Regions from separate parts of the Homo sapiens genome. Here region 1 is linked to region 2. A link is an interaction called in ENCODE POLR2A ChIA-PET data of the cell type or tissue named here. Cell type or tissue: Panc1. All regions are shown on one strand. Each heading gives the region's core, and the rest is flanking DNA. Links, peaks and the distances in the headings are about the cores only.

Region 1 (8,172 bases), core at 1,495-6,494, 70 kb after region 2:
ATTATTATTATACTTTAAGTTTTAGCCTAGTGCTAGATGATGAGTTAGTGGGTGCAGCGCACCAGCATGGCACATGTATACATATGCCACTTACACTTTAGTTCTTTTAAAAATAGTCGCCATACTTGAAGAGGCAAAGAGCTCTTTTGCAATTGGATTGTTAGATGTGGAACCTAATTCTTCCATCTGCATAGACTCACCAGCTGACCTAATCATTTAACCTTTCTCTGCCGTCCCTTCGTTGAATAGACCCATCAGCTAACAGTGAGTAGTACACTGGCATTTATATAATTAGCAGCATGTTCTAAATTTCTCAATATCTTTATAAATATATAAGGTAAGCAAAGTCAAAGTCACTTTGGGCTTGTGTTTCTAGCTGCCAGTAACTAACAACTTGACATTTCTTTTTCTTTTCCCTCTATGCCTTCTTCCATTCTCCCATCCATCCACCCACACACCCACTCACCCACCCAGCTATCCACCCACCCACCTATCCTCCCATTCACACTTCTAAAACATTTTTCTCAGCCTACTGTATGTCTTCACATTATGACAGACTATAAGAATGCCAAAATGATAGTTTGATTCCTAAATTCTTGGACATTTCAATGTGAGGGTGAGCAGTAATGATGTCATAAGGATGCTGCAACAAAATTAATATTACAGTTAAGGTATGTGCAAAGGACCCTGGGAACACAAATAAGTGATGAGACTGATTTTTAAAGGGCAAGCAATGTAAGCAACTGCCTCTGTGCCCTTCATGATATATAAATACCGAGTAATCTTATGCTCAAGGCCATGTAAACTTCATTGCTCCCAGGTCAGTTAAAAACATGCGCAATTCTGACCACTTCTTACCACTGCTGCCATCACTGTTCTAAATCATTCTCATCTCTCACCTGGATTCCTGTAGCAGCTTCTTCTCTAATGACTCTTTCATCTCTTCTGTCCCTTTAGTCTATTCTTCTCATAGTGGTGAGATGACTTCATTTTCCTCTTCTCTACCAGCTCATGGCTTTACATTGAGCATAGTATATGTATCAGTCTGTTCTCATGCTGCTAATAGACAAATTACCCAAGACTGGGTAATTTATAAAGGAAAGAGGTTTAATGGATTCACAGTTCCAGATGCCTGGAGAGGTCTCACAATCATGGCTGAAGGCAAAGGAGAAGCAAAAGCACATCTTACATGGTGGCAGGCAAGAGAGCTTGTGCAGGGGAACTCCCATTTATAAAACCATCAGATCTCCTGAGTCTTACTCACTACCATGAGAACAGTATGGGGAAAACCACCCCCATGATTCAGTTATCTCCACCTGGCCCTGCCCTTGACATGTGGGGATTATTACAATTCAAGGTGACATTTGGGTAGGGACATAGCCCAACCGTATCAGTATATAATCCAGATTTCTTACCATGGCCTACAAAGTCCCTTGGATCTAACTTCCTATCTCTTCCATTATTGTGCATGCCACTGAGCTCTTCCACTGGGCTCCACTGCCTTTCAACATCCCCAGATGTCCTACCTCAGTGACTGCACTTGGAATGCTCTTCCCCCAGGTATCCATCTGATTATTTCTTCCCTCAGTTCCCTATGCAAATACTGTCATTCCAGAATGGTCTTCCCTGACACTCCCATCACTCCCCAACCCCCTTCTCTGCTGTAATTTTCTTTATATTATTTATTGCCCAGTGCTTGACTCACTTGTTTATCGCCTAGCATATTCTGCCTTCCACCTTGAATATCAGCTCCATGAGGGCTGAGGCTTTATCTCTGCTATTCACTGCTGTATTTCCAGTGGCTGGAATCATCCCTGGCAAGTAATAGGCACTCAAACGTTTGTTACATGAATGTATGTAATTATCCTGGCAATTTAGAAATAGATAAATTATTTCTATGTTTGAAGTGCTTCATACATTGGATATTTCTCATTTTTTCATCCATTGGGAAAAACATCAATGGCGTGTCTTTTATGTGGGGACTCAAAAATGACAGTGGCCACCTCTGATTTTTTTTTTTTTTTTTGCCTACCCAGCATTCATTACTCCAGTCATCTGATAACGTTGAAGCTTTCCTTAAGGATCTACCCTCCCCACCTCTTCCTCAAGTCCATGCAGTCTGTGGGAAGGTGACATGTTTTACATACTGACTAGTCAGAACATCAGATATCGTTGACCTAGAGTAGTTGGTTCAGAAATAAACAGGCAACAAGATCGGTGCCAATAAAAATCAAATTCTGGGACACCTGGGGTTAGCAAAGAGGATGGAAGATAATCCCAGGGTTGCTGGCAACCATCTTGCCCCCTGAGAGTAGGGTCATCATAGTGGTGATATGCAGCTATGCCTGAAATTAAAGTACTGTGGGTATCTTATGCATAAACCCCTCTCCACTTTTCTGTTAATCTAGTTTAACTTTCATTTCTGACATTTTGAAATGAAAGTCCAAACTATGATAGAAATGAATGAGTTATAGACACTTTCCGCAAAGAGCTCCTAGTCTCATAGAGGAAGCAGGCAAGCATAGTGCAATAAGCGCATTGAGCATATACTGGCTGACAGGTAGACGCAATGGGCAATTTGCCTACACACTTCATGAATCAACATTTATTGGGTGCAGTGCCCACAGCACAGAGTATTATGGCATCTAGCATTGTCAATATTTGTTCCTCACAGTGCATCTTGGATACATTACTGGTCTTGTTGATTCACTACTTTCTATGTCAGTTGTCTTGTTATTACTCACCTCTCTGTGTCTGCCAACAATAACTGCAGATGCTTTTAAAGTAGTAAATACAAGTGAGCACATTATGTGCCTGTCTGAGCAGTTGGAGGGAGACAGAGGCTTCATGGTTGGCTTAGAGGATGACTTCACACTCTATAACCATTTTTAATTGATTTCTTTTATTTGTTTGGATGATGACATGTGGGGTAATGATGTAAACCAAGAATTCTTATTGATGGATTACCATTGCTCAACCTTCATATGCAGTTCATTTGTGTCTTTGAAGATGTTTATTTGAATGAATCTAATTTTAGTATGCAGTAGATCTTTATTTTTAAATAATGACAACAGAAGTTTGTTTTATTCCCCCATGAAATCTCCTATTTCTTTTTTGTGATGTGTGGAACTCTACCATCTCTTTGCTTCAGGCTAGCGCTGTACAGTAGAAATATAATGCAAGTCAACCGATATAATTTTAAATTTTTTAGTAGCCATAGGAAAAAATAAAGCAAAAAGAAATAGGGAAAATTTATGTTGGTATTATATTTTAATCCAATTCCTTAAAACTGGTATTTCAAAATAATAATCGGCAAAAATTAATGAAATACTTTTATTTTTCACATGAGTCTTCAGAGTCCAGTGTGCATTTTATACTTAATGCACTTTCAGTTCAGACGAGCCACATTTCAAGTGTCCACTAAGGGCTGCTGTCTTGGGCAGTACAGGTATAGCCATTTCCTACCCTGAAGTTCCCTAACAGATACAGTGAAAGCAAACAGGTTGAGTAATAGTCCCTTTGTATTGACTGGTTTGCTAAAATTGTTTGTCCTTCAAACAGTAGTTTCAGAGAATATGCAGTTTTCAGCTGAATACTCTGATGTGGACAGGTTGATATTTTGGTTTGGAGGCACTTGGCCATTATATACTTACGTTGGTTCTGTTTCTCTGCAGAATTCTGGCTAATATGCACCCATTATATGGGTCATATAGTTTCTATGCAGAAATTTCTATGTCATCATATTTCTATGTAGTTGTATAGAAAACTGTACAATTCTGATGGCAAAAACTGAATTTAAAATAGAGACTAAATTAAATGTTTCTTTTGAAGATAAATGAAATAGGCCATGTTCTGAACATTTTCAGAACGTACATGTTGATTTTCTTCTAATTATGTTTGGTTAAAACTTGCTAGTTTAATTAACTTTTGCTTTTTTTTTTTTTCAGATGGAAACCTCTTTATTAAGTGTCAGCCTTATGGTTTGTTTTTGTAATAACTTTCTTAGTTATACTAAATAGCTATACTAAATAACATATTTAAGTATACTAAATAACATATTTAAGTATACTAAATAACATATGTAGAAAGCAAAGCAATTATAGTTTTAAAAATATCCATGGTCAGGAAATTAAAACCCAATGTCCCACTATTATAAATTTCCCTCCCTAATAGAGGGGTTGAGTGACAAAAATAATTCAGAGCAGTGGGCATTCAAAAATAAATTGTATCTGACTTGAGGTCACATTTAGTGTATCAGAAATTTTAGTTAACCTGTATTTCTACTCAAATGGATTTGAACAAATTTTCCTTGCTGGTGGCAATGCTAGCACTGAAGCAGATAATTTCCACAGAAAGGCAGGAGAAGTCACCCCAGGAGTAAGGTTTTTCTGCACTCTACCCTAGAGGTGGTTTCTTCCATAGCTGGAGAGTTAGAGCCTGTCTTTAGTTTTAATGTTTTATTCCCTTGCTGAGTCCTGGTTTCCTTAGGCCCAAAAAGTAGGGGAGGGTTTTCTCAGGAATACTTGAAATGAGGAGCAGGTCAGGTGGCCTTTATTCTACAGAAAGAATTATCAGTTTAGGGAAATAGCAGTGGGTGCTCTTCAGGTGTGACTCCTCTGTCTATTCTTGTTGCTAGGATGAGCATGAATGGGTGCATATTAGCCAGAATTCTGCATGGAAACAGAACCAACAAGTTTTTTTTTATACATATAAATGTATATGTGTGTGTGAGTGTGTAAAGAAATGCATTATAAGGGCCAGGCATGGTGTCTCATGCTTGCAATCACAGAGCTTTCAAAGACGGAGGCGGGAGCATTGCTTGAAACCAGGAGTTCAAGACCAGCCTGGGCAACATAGTGAGACCCTGTGATATGGTTTGGCTGTATCCCCACCCAAATCTCACCTTGAACTGTAGCTCCCATAATTTCTATGTGTTGTGGGAGGGACCTGGTGGGAGATAATTGAATCATGGGGGCATTTTCACCCATACTGTTCTTGTGGTAGTGAATAAGTCTCATGTGATCTGATGGTTTCATAAGGGGTTTTCCCTTTCCATTGGTTCTCATTCTCTCTTGCCTGCTGCCATGTAAGACGTGCGTTTCACCTTCCACCATGATTGTGAGACCTTCTCAGCCATGTGGAACTGTGAGCCCCTTAAACTTCTTTTCTTTTATAAATTGCCCTGTGTTGGGTATGTCTTTATTAGCAAAATGAAAACAGACTAATACACCCCATCTCTATAATACATGAAAGAAATAAATCAGCTGGGTATGGTGGCATACTTCTGTAGTACTAGCTACTTGGTAGGCTGAGGCAGGAGGATCGCTTGAGTCCATGAATTGCAGGCTGCCGTGAGTATGATAGTGCCACTGTACTCTAGCCTGAGTTACAGCGAGACCCTGTCTCAAAAAAAGAAATTTATTATACTATTATAATATTATTTGACTCATGCGTTATAAAGACTGAGAAGTCCCAAGACTCGTTGAGAAGATGGAGACCCAGAAAAGCCAATGGTACGAGTTACAGTCTGAGTTAGAAGGCAGCAGAAGATGCATATCCCAGCTCAGAGACAGAGGGATTCTTCCTTACTCAGTCTTTTTGTTCTATTTAGGCCTTCAGTGGATGAATGAGACCCACCTGGTGGATGAATGAGACCCATTGGGGAGGGCCATCTGCTTTACTCAGTCTACTGAATCAAATGTCTGTTTCACCTGGAAACACCCTCACAGACACACCCAGAATGATGCTTAAATCTTTGGGCACTGGCTGGGCTCGGTGGCTCCTGCCTGTAATCCCAGTGCTTTTGGGAGGCTAAGGCAGGTGAAACACGAGGTCAGGAGTTCAAGACCATCCTGGCCAACATGGTGAAACCCCGTCTCTATTAAAAATACCAAAAAATTAGCTGGGCTTGGTGGTGGGCACCTATAATCCCAGCTACTCAGGAGGCTGAGACAGGAGAATCGCTTGAGCCTGAGAGGCAGAGGTTGCAGTGAGCCAAGATTGCGCCACTGCACTCCAGCCCAGGTGACAGGGCAAGACTCTGTCTCAAAAAAAAAAAAAAAAAAAAAAAAAAATTCTGGATACTCTGTGGTCCATCAAGTTGACAAATAAAATTAACCATCACAAGGCCTTTTCACCATTCAATGGTAAAGTTGACTTTGCACCTCTTCATAACACACTCCAATTGTGTTTTCACATTTAGTCATGTGCTTATTTGAATAATGCCTGTCTCCTGTACTAGATGGCTAGTGTCATGAGTGTATGAACTCCAAAATAATGATCTATTATTAAATATTTTTAAAGTCCAAGTCTATCTACTGACTCATGAAATATGTCTCAAGCGCCAAGCAGGTCCAACCAGAGAGTATCCAGAAAGCAATATGGCCCTAGTGGTCCTGCAAAAAGGCGTTGGCATGAGACTGACTCCAGCATGTTCTTTCATACAGAATGCCAGGAAAGGTCTTGCTGATGAATTGACAGAGACCGGGAGATATATATATGTCAGGGAGCCAGCCATGTGGCTATGATCAGGAAGAGCACCCCAGCAGGATGGCAGCGAGTATGAATGCCCTGTGGCAAGGTGGAATGATTGGTATACTCCAGGAACCCAAATACTCAATAAGCATCAAGCATCACAATAAATCATTGCTGCCATACTACTCTGTTCCACTCATCACCTAAAACAGGTAGTCAGTTGATATTCATGTTTCATTGGCATTTGCGGGAAAATGAGGGTTTCAGTTGGAATAAGTGAGCCAATGGAAAAGATGTAATGGTCTTCCAAAACTAGTGAATAAACAGGGAGTATCTGAAAGGCCAGAATGTTATATTTTTTGCCACACTGTGAAGTTTGATGATAAAAAGGAAGGTTTTAGAATGATTTGTCGCACTAAATGCATTTCTGTTGCCATATTGGCTGGGTGCTAGAAGGGGTTCCCAGCTACCTGTACTCAGTCCTGGGTCTGGGTCCAGCTCATTTCTGAAAAGGGACATCCAGTGTTATTAGTTTCTCCTTTCTAATGCTCAATTTTATTGTTCTTATACCATCGGTTTCTCAGCAGGGATTACAACAAGCAAGGGCGGTCTCTGGCTACCTGCCAAGATGGTAGGGGGGTCGAGAGACTTGGTTTTAGTCCCAGGACTCAACAAATATTGTGTTCTTGTGCAAATTATTTCCCGTTTCTAGGCTTCAGTTTACTCATTTGAAGATAGGATTAGGGATGCAGTTCTCAAACTGCCATCTTTAGTGTACCTCCATAGGCCTTATTTGGAGTGCTTGATAAAAATTCAGATTCCTAGGCCCCATTCCAGATCTGTTGAATCTGTATTTTCAATAAGCATGCTAGAGGATCCTCATGCTCACCAAATTTTGAGAATCAGTGAAATTTTTTAAAAAAGATGAGGCCTAGTCATACATTTAAACATTTTTGATTCTTTGTAGGAATTTTTTTTTTTTTTTCAAATTTGGGTTGCAACCAATTCTTGGGTCATAAATCAATTCAGTTGGTTATGACCAACATTAATAAGAAAGAAAATATCATAGAGTAACATAAAATAGAAGAGACTACATCTGATTGTATAATATCTAGGAAGAATGGGTATTCGTAAAACTTTGTAGTGTGTTTGTGCACTGAGCCATGTTATAAAATGTGTGTGGGTGTGTGTGGTAATTCTTAGCCATGGCTTTTAGTCAAAATAGTTTGAGACACTATTATAGAGCATCAAAATTTAATAGATCTATACAGTCCTATATGTAATTGTCCCCCAGGTAAGTAGTATCGGGTGAGTCAATTTGATCCCACCCAGACAAATACTGAGAATTCTAGTACGGTAATATTAGCAGGAGGTATGGAATCACCGAATAAATCTTTTCTAGCACTATAGGTCTTAAAGATTATAAACGTCTCTATACATTGGTGCCTTTTTTTTTCTTTACTCCAAAAGCACAAGAAAGATTTCTATTAAGCATTTGAACCAAAATGGAGCATTTTTCCTCCCATGTTAGTAAATGCTTGCCTTTGATAGCCTAGCTTTTAGCTGAGCTGAGATTCAAGACAAGGCTTGTTTGATGAAGCAGACCCGTCAGAGTGGTTCACCATAAATGCCATAAACCTGTTGATTTAAGGGTTTCAGTGTATACTGTAGGTCATCAAGCCCCGAACAGAGCACATG
Region 2 (8,172 bases), core at 1,719-6,718:
AGATGTAGATGACGGGTTGATGGGTGCAGCAAAACACCATGGCACATGTATAACTATGTAACAAACCTGCACGTTCTGCACAAGTTTCCCAGAACTTAAAGTATAATTTAAAAAAAAATGAGTAATAAAAAAAAGATTGTGACTTCTGTCTTGAAATTCTTCTCTTTCTTGGATTCTTCTTGTTTTCATGCTCTGATGATGCAAGCTGCCATATTGTGAGTTGTCTTAATGGAGAGGTCATCTAGCAAGGAACTGAGGGCCATCTCTGGTCAACAGCTGGCTAAGAACTGAGACTCTCAGTCTAATAATCCTCCAGGGACTGAATTCTGAAAAACAACCACATGGCTTGGACACCAGTGCTTCTCCAGTCAAACTTTCAGATGAGAACCCAACCATGGCACCTTGATTGCAACCTTGTGAGATCCTATACCCAAGGGCCCAGCCAAGCTATGCTGGATTCCTTATCCATAGAAACTGTGAGATAATAGGCCGGGCACAGTAGCTCATGCCTATAATCCCAGTACTTTGAGAGGGCTGAGGCAGGTGAATCACTTGAGGTCAGGAGTTCCAGACCACCCTTGCCAACATGGTGAAACCCCGTCTCCACTAAAAATACAAAAATTAGCTGGGTATGTTGATGGGTGCCTGTAGTCCCAGCTACTTGGGAGGCTGAGGTGGGAGAATCGCTTGAACCCAGGAGACAGAGGTGGCAGTGAGCCGAGATCATGCCATTGCACTCCAGCCTGGGCATCAGAGAGAGACTCTGTCTCAAAAATAAATAAATAAACAAACAAACTGTGAGATAATTAATATATGTTGTTTTGAGTCGCTAAGTTTGTGGCAACTGGTTTTGCAGCAACAGATACCTAATACAGTGATGTTCTAAGGTCCAGTGAGGCAAAAACAAAAAAACAAAAAAACAAAAAAAAAAACAAGTATGTATGATGGGAGAGAAGCCCCAATGTGGCCCAGTCATTGGCCAACTGCTTCCAGAGCTTTGAGCCTGATAGTTTTGGGCATGGCCCTGCTAAGACCTTGGCACAAACTCATCATCAACAACTCTGGCTTTTTGGAATATGGGAAAGAAGCTTCTCCTAAAAACAGTCAATGAATTCAAATATTTGCTCCAGCCCTCACAATCGTTAATAGGAACATTCTGTGAAATCTTCTGGGATCACAATGACATGGAAGAATCTACTTATATTTCAGCAAATATTACGATGAACAACAACTATCCACACCGGCCTAGAGAGTCAAAGCAAGGACTGAGCAGGTCAGAGAGAAGAGGAGGTTTAAAAGGAATATCATAGAGCTCACTCAGAAAATCTCTTTCCTACTGAATGTTTTTTGGGTCTACAAGAGTCTAAAGATAAATGATGCAATTAGCAGTGGTCTTTTTCTTTTTCTGTTCTGTTCTATCTCTAAAGTTCAGCTGAATGGATCACCAAGGACTCAACATGCATTATCATTAAGTGTTGAACTTTAAAGAAAACCAAAAACACAGGGAATGCCAAATCTTTTTTATTTCTTCCTAAATGCACTTCTGAACTTGCTAAAAGTATTGGGACTTTTTTCCTCCAAATTATGTTTAGTTCATATGTTAACACTTTAGTCAAGGTTTACTTAGAGTTACAGAGTTTGAATTTTGCCCCAAATGAAGCATTTGGATCTGAAGGTGTGCTTTACAAGTACTGCAAATGCTGAAAAGATTTCTGCCAACCTATACATGCTTAGTTTTATAAGTTGTATATATTAGGGCTCTGGGTAAAATTACATATGTAAAGCACTAAAAGAGATTCAGTGAAAAAGTGATAAACTTTAAAGCATCCTGAAAACCACTAATATTGAGCATCCGCAAAAAAATATTGACCATCTAAACTATAATAAATTATGCTCATTTTTATATCTAAATTATACTTATTAATATAATTTACTGGACACTTATACCAGGCACCTTGATGAGTTTATTTCAAACATCAGTGTTTCAATCATTCAATACAAATGTATTCTTAACCCCTAGCAGATAATAAAACGAGCTCTCAAAAAAGGTAACCATGTCATCTTGATCTTTGCTCTTAAGGATCTAGTGATAAGGCATAGAAGATACAGTAAAAACCATTAATGTGACAAGAGTCACAGTTCGATCCAGTTTTCCTGGTACTCCCTGTTACCTGGAATAATTCAATGCACTCCTTTTCACTCTCAAAAACATCCCAGTTTGGAAGATAATATTGTGTGGTCCACCCTAGCTGGGGTAGACAAGGTTCAAAAGTCCTATACGTGTGACAAGAATTATCTTTTGGTAAAATTGATCACATTTCATGCTTCTACTTAATGTAAACAAAAGTTGATCATCAAAATTTATCATTTAACTTACATATTGATAGTTTAGGTTCATTCTGGGGATTTACTCTACCATAAATTATTGGCAACTGTCTAATTCTCTTGACCACTATGTAAAATTAGTCTTGTTTTACCAAGGTCAAGGGAAAATAAGGTTTAGTCGAGTCACTTTTTCCAGCTCTGACAGTTTCCCAGTTGCCATGGATAATATTCATCCATTAGAAAGCATAAATATCTGCTTTCCTATATGGATATGATGACTATTGTGAATATCTAGGGAGGCAGCCTACCACCCACACTGCACTTTCTTTTACTTTTTGTTCCTCCAAGGAATAATTGTGAATCAGAGAATAACTCTATGGAAATCGGAGCTGAAATAGCCTATAAATCACACCTGTCATCGTATCCCCAAACTGTGGTTGATTTATGATACAACCTAATGCCTCACTGCCATGGCCACGCCATTCTCATGATATGAAATCACACAACACACACCATCAGGGAGTACTTAAAGACTGTACAAAGGGAGAAATAAAAACAAAACAGGATCAACACTGGAGAACACCGAGACACGTATCAGATGCAAACACATAACTGGAAAATCTGGGAGATGATGGAAATAAATGTTCACACTGTGGAGAGGCAGAGAGACAATCATTTGGACAGCACTGGATTATCTAAGCTAATGCAGAAGGAGGGTGGGGGCATGCAAATACTGGAATAATTGAATCTTATCTCCAGATACAAAGATACTTCCATGGCCTCATCCTCCAGCACTCTGAGTTGGTTATTTCCAAGCAGAAGAATGGTCAAGGTTAGCTCTTATCAAGGCTGGGTGAAAGTTCCTCAGTCACATTGGTAGCAAATAGGATAGGCGAAAGGAGAAAGAAAACAAGCATAGCAAGGGAAAGGAAAACTAGGAGAAGTGGGGCTGACTAATGGTTGTTTTCTATCCTTATTTAAGCTAGACACTGGAGATCTGGGGAGAAACTTGGGGAACTGCCTCATAGCCACGTCCACCCAGATTAAATTTGCAGAGCTCAGATTCAACTTCCAGAACCCATTGGCACTACCTTGAGAATGTGCTTCCTCTTATGAGTCAATATTTAAGCTTGTTCTCTGTGGAATGTCCTTTATTTAAAAATCTCCAAGTCTCATGTATTCCAGAACTCTATCTGGGGTTATTTTCTCAAATATTTCAACAAAGAGAGACAATCAATGACGAAGTCGTGAGAGAAGCTAATGTGAAACCTAATTGTCCTTCTTGGGGCTGCCATGAATGTTCTCTCCCTCCAGGCTATGACCAGAATCAGCTCAAAACTGTCAAAGCCGTGCAGAAATGGGAAAAGACAGAGAAAGGCAGGGATCTGGGTTGTGCTTGCCTTGCCAGGACAGCCCCGTGTCTTCCAGCAGCCTGTCCTTTCCAATTGTAAATGATTGCACTGGTGATGGTTATTAGAAGATGATTCCACACTTGTGGATCCTCTCCCTTCACATGTTCTGCCACTTAACGTGTTTCATTTTGTCTAGTTAGTTGTCATCACTTTGGGAATTAAGCACAGTCTCTGGATCAGACAGATGTTTATTGGATGGATGAAAAAATGGATAGAAGAATTTCTCAGGAAGATCTCAGGGCCGTCCCAAATTTGTGCTCACTTCACCACCAACTTGCTGTGTGACATAAATCAACTTACTTGCTCTCTCTGGTTTCCTCATATGTCAAAATGAAAATGCCTTTCAGTTGGTAATCAAATCCTTTCCTGCTCACATATCCTGAGCTCCCAGAATCCTGCTAGGTGGCTGTGTGGCAGGTGGCTTTCAAGCAAAGATTCATCACTTTTGTAGGGTTTCAACACCCTACAATAAGCCCAGGTGACACCATTGTACCAGCTGGGACTCAAGTAAGAGGCCTGCTCTTTGGATGTTGTTTATTGCCTGATTCACTGGGATGAGAAAAAAAAAAAACCACTAAACTCTTAAAAATTCTTCTTTCAAGAGTTCCCACGTATTCTTATGTGAAGGCAGTTTAACAGTATGGTCAAGACCGTATTTACTTTTGTAATTCCAACAGGTGCCACAATCTGAGAGAGACCAGTGGGAAAGCCAAAATTAGCAGACCTGAAGCCTAGAGCCAAGGCACAGAATGCAGGTTGTGAGAGTCAAAGACTCCCAGTATTAGAAAAGACCTGAGGTTCGCTAAGGTCAATAGCCTCACCCCAGATTGGAGACATCTTTCCTCAGTAGATATTCAACACTGGTTTGATTCTCCTCTGTGATGTTCAGCTCACTCTATGCTAAGGCAACCCATAATATTGTTAGAACCCTGAGAAAGAACACTGGTCAAATTCTCCTCCAACTCTACTAAACTCAGAGCCTGCCTTGTTTGAGAGCAAAAACAGTTGTGATGCTAGATATTTATAGGTTCCAGCATTTAGGAGTATGGGTTCTATAGTCAGATTGCGTGTGCTCCAATCCTGAATCAACCACATGTTAACTATATGACTTTGTGCAAGATACTGAACCTCTCCCAGTACCACTTTTCTCACTGCAAAATGGAGGTAATTATAGTACTCAACTTGTAGCATAGTGATGAGTTTTAAATAAGATCATGCACATAAAATGCTTAGTACAATGATCTGCAAAAACTAATAACATTTATTAAATACTATGTCTAGAACTTATCAACTGCCATTCACAAGATCCTCGTTTTCCTCTCTTTAGCAGAGAGATGATTAGAACAGACACCAAACCATGTCCTTGCGGCCACCAAACCATGTCCTTGCAGCCACAAATATACGAATATCAGGAAACGGGGCTGAGGTTAGAATGAGTAATGATTTCACGTCTCAAGTCTGCCACTTCCACTAGCTGGGTGTCCTTGTGCAAATCACTCTGGACATCAGTTTACCTGTCTGTAAAAGAGAAACTGGCTCACTCCCTTGAATCTTCCAAGTATATACAACTGTTTAAAACACATTAAATCTAAGCAGTAGTATAATTTTAAAAACTTTTAAAGTGTATACATGAATTTCCCCTGCGAAAATCTGATATATACCTTCTTATTCTACCCTTCCCCCAATACTCATATGCACCAAGTTCAAATCACTGCCCTAACAGGTCTCTAAGTTTCCTTTCCTAGCCTGAGTATTAGCCCATTATGCTTATGAAAAACAACCAACAGAAGTAATTACTCAAAAATTAGCATGGACATTTGTTCATCTGTCAAAAATAACAAGAAAATTGCGTTGGGAGGAACAGAGGTATAATATTTCATAAGCTCTTCCAGTGGTATATATAAAAATTAAATGAAAGTCAACATGCAGAGGGACAAATGCATGGTAGATCAGATTAATATTCATTATCTTAAAATGTTTGTGTACACACTGAACTATGGGGTATTCATATGACTTACCCCACAAAGAATTGAAAAATCATTAAACCTATAATGATTCTATTTGTCCGTAGAGTCTGCACTCATTTTCCCTTCTTTTCCACCTATTCATCAATGGCTCTTTTTATCAGGTTCTATTTCTCACCACTGCCCATCTCAGACTAGAAGTACAAAAGAAGTTGGCAAATATTTGAACAATAGGCTTCCTGGGCTGGATGACTTCTTACCTCCGGTCCCCCTAAGGCTGCATCTCTGCCCCAATTTCCTTGGCTCCCACCCTGAAAGGCAGCAAAAGGAAACAATAGCTGTCAGCCTGGGCCAAGCTATGTCTTTCTGAGATGCAGCTGAATAATCAATTACTGGGTAAGTGTATCTGAATTTCCCTGGCTGCCTTCCATATGTCTTTAAAACATCAAAGTCTACAGGAGTGGAGCAAGGCTGCACAACCCTCCTCCTGGGTTCCCTCACCATGCTGCCTCTCAGCCTGAGCCTCCAGTGGCAGCTCCTACCCTTGCCAGCTTCACCTGGCTTAGGCCATTTTTCCCTGCAAGGTGTCTGGAAAGAAACCATTGTTCCTTTCAAAAGGGAACTCCTTGGAAAGAGAGAAAGTGCAGACAACAACAGTTGGCAACTTTGTGGCTTGTGGCGAGGACAAGGAGCTGTGAGGTAGCTACTGTAGACAATTTTATTTTTCATTTTGATACATTAAATGGCTATATTCAAATAAAGCAAGTAGATGCAAACTGTGAGAGCCTTCTCTGAGAAAACAGCACCCTCAATGTTCTCAAGTTTCCATGTACCCAGAATCTACACAGTTAGGAAAGATTATCTGTCCTTCTGGTTGTTTGCAGAGTTTACTGTAAGACAAGTCAGAATATCAAGTGATTCAACAGAGGCACCTTGCCAACCATGAGAGCAAGCTGGGGAATAGTTTAAGAAACAGAAAAATTCTTGTCTGTGAAGATGTCCAGTTCTTTTGAGTGTTGGTGTGGATATTTATGTCACTAGGGAAAATGATGGCACAATCAGAACGTCTGATATGAAAGTGGTTGGCGGGCAGATCAGACAGCAGTTTGTGAGGGTTCACTTTCAAAACCAATACTGTTGGCCGGGCGCGGGGGCTCATTCCTGTAATCCCAGCACTTTGGGAGGCCGAGGTGGGCGGATCACAAGGTCAGGAGATCGAGACCATCCTGGCTAACACGGTGAAACTCCGTCTCTACTAAAAATACAAAAAAAAAAAAAAAAAAATTAGCTGGGTGTGGTGGCAGGTGCCTGTAGTCCCAGCTACTCGGGAGGATGAGGCAGGAGAATGGCGTGAACCCAGGAGGCGGAGCTTGCAGTGAGCCGAGATTGAGTGCCACTGCACTCCAGCCTGGGTGACATCTCAAAACAACAACAACAACAACAACAACAACAACAACATCAACAACAACATCAATACTGTTTATATAACAGGTTGCACACCCAGGCCAAAAGAAACCCTATGAAGATAATTTTCTAAGAGATGTGGATATGCATTTTATTTGCTTAGCTGAAGCTGAGGACTCAGACAGATCCATATGGAGCAAGTGGGTTAACACTTCCCAAAATCCTCAACCTAGTGAGGAGGGACCCAGACTTGAGTATTCTCTTCTGTAACATGGGAGCTATAATCCTACCCTTCACAGATGTGTATGGTGGAGGCAATGCAAAATGAGATAATCACTACCTGCCAGATGGTAGAATTTTATCTGTTTATTCTGGGCTCCAAGACAAAGTGATAAAATCCACTGAGTAGCAATATGTATTTAGAACAATCTTCCAGGGGAGGCTTTACCTTGAGAATGTATGATGACAGCTAATAGGTATGGAGTTTCTTCTGTGGGGAGAAAATACTCTAAAATTAGAGTGTGGAAATAGTGGTATATCCTGCAAATCTACTAAAAACATCAAATTATACATTTAAATAGGCAAATTGTATGCTTTGTGAATTGCACATCAATAAAGCTATTTAAAAAAGAGTGTATAGAAACAGTATAAAACTAACAGAGAAATAAAAAGCAAAACAGAAACAAACAAACAAAAGTCCCCAGGTCTTAGTGTGGAGATATACCAGACTGAATTGTTCTCTTTTCTTCTGGAGCTCAAAGTCTTGTGGGCAGCTACACATTTGCTAACTCGTCCAATAAACAGAGAGTTTTGCATAGAGAATGAATAGGAGTAGGGCAGTTTGACAGATACTGATAATCACTCCACAAAATACATGCTCATTTTTCCTTTAGCAGTAATCTTCCCTGAGGTTAGCAACTATACTTAGAGGTGTGCTTGCAGCCAGGTTTGGCCCTGGGACTCAGTTCTGGCCAATGGCATGTGAGCGGAGAAAATGGGTATATTTTTTAAGCCATGTCCTTTAGAGGAAGCGCTTTCCTTTTCTCCCCTTGCCATGCACAGGGAAG

The links. ChIA-PET counts read pairs that join two places held together with the same protein. Peaks named below come from ENCODE experiments on the same cell type or tissue, not always from the same donor. Only the 100,000 strongest peaks of a DNase experiment are listed, where the experiment ranks them.
Region 1: POLR2A ChIA-PET joins it to region 2 with 6 read pairs; 2 of 35 experiments call an interaction of 5 or more read pairs at or near these places.

The regions. Positions count from the first base shown.
Region 1 is chr16:77,409,580-77,417,751 of GRCh38, reverse strand. The region is part of intron 3 of ADAMTS18 (ADAM metallopeptidase with thrombospondin type 1 motif 18); the gene reads left to right. Among named protein-coding and RNA genes, the nearest start is that of ADAMTS18, 21 kb to the left of the region's middle. In Panc1, for the core only: no CTCF peak of the experiment used is centred there; DNase peaks (open chromatin) are centred at 2,711 and 3,561; H3K27ac peaks cover 4,207 bases.
Region 2 is chr16:77,479,334-77,487,505 of GRCh38, reverse strand. The region is part of intron 1 of LOC105376775 (a long non-coding RNA gene); the gene reads left to right. Among named protein-coding and RNA genes, the nearest start is that of ADAMTS18, 48 kb to the right of the region's middle. In Panc1, for the core only: no CTCF peak of the experiment used is centred there; no DNase peak of the experiment used is centred there.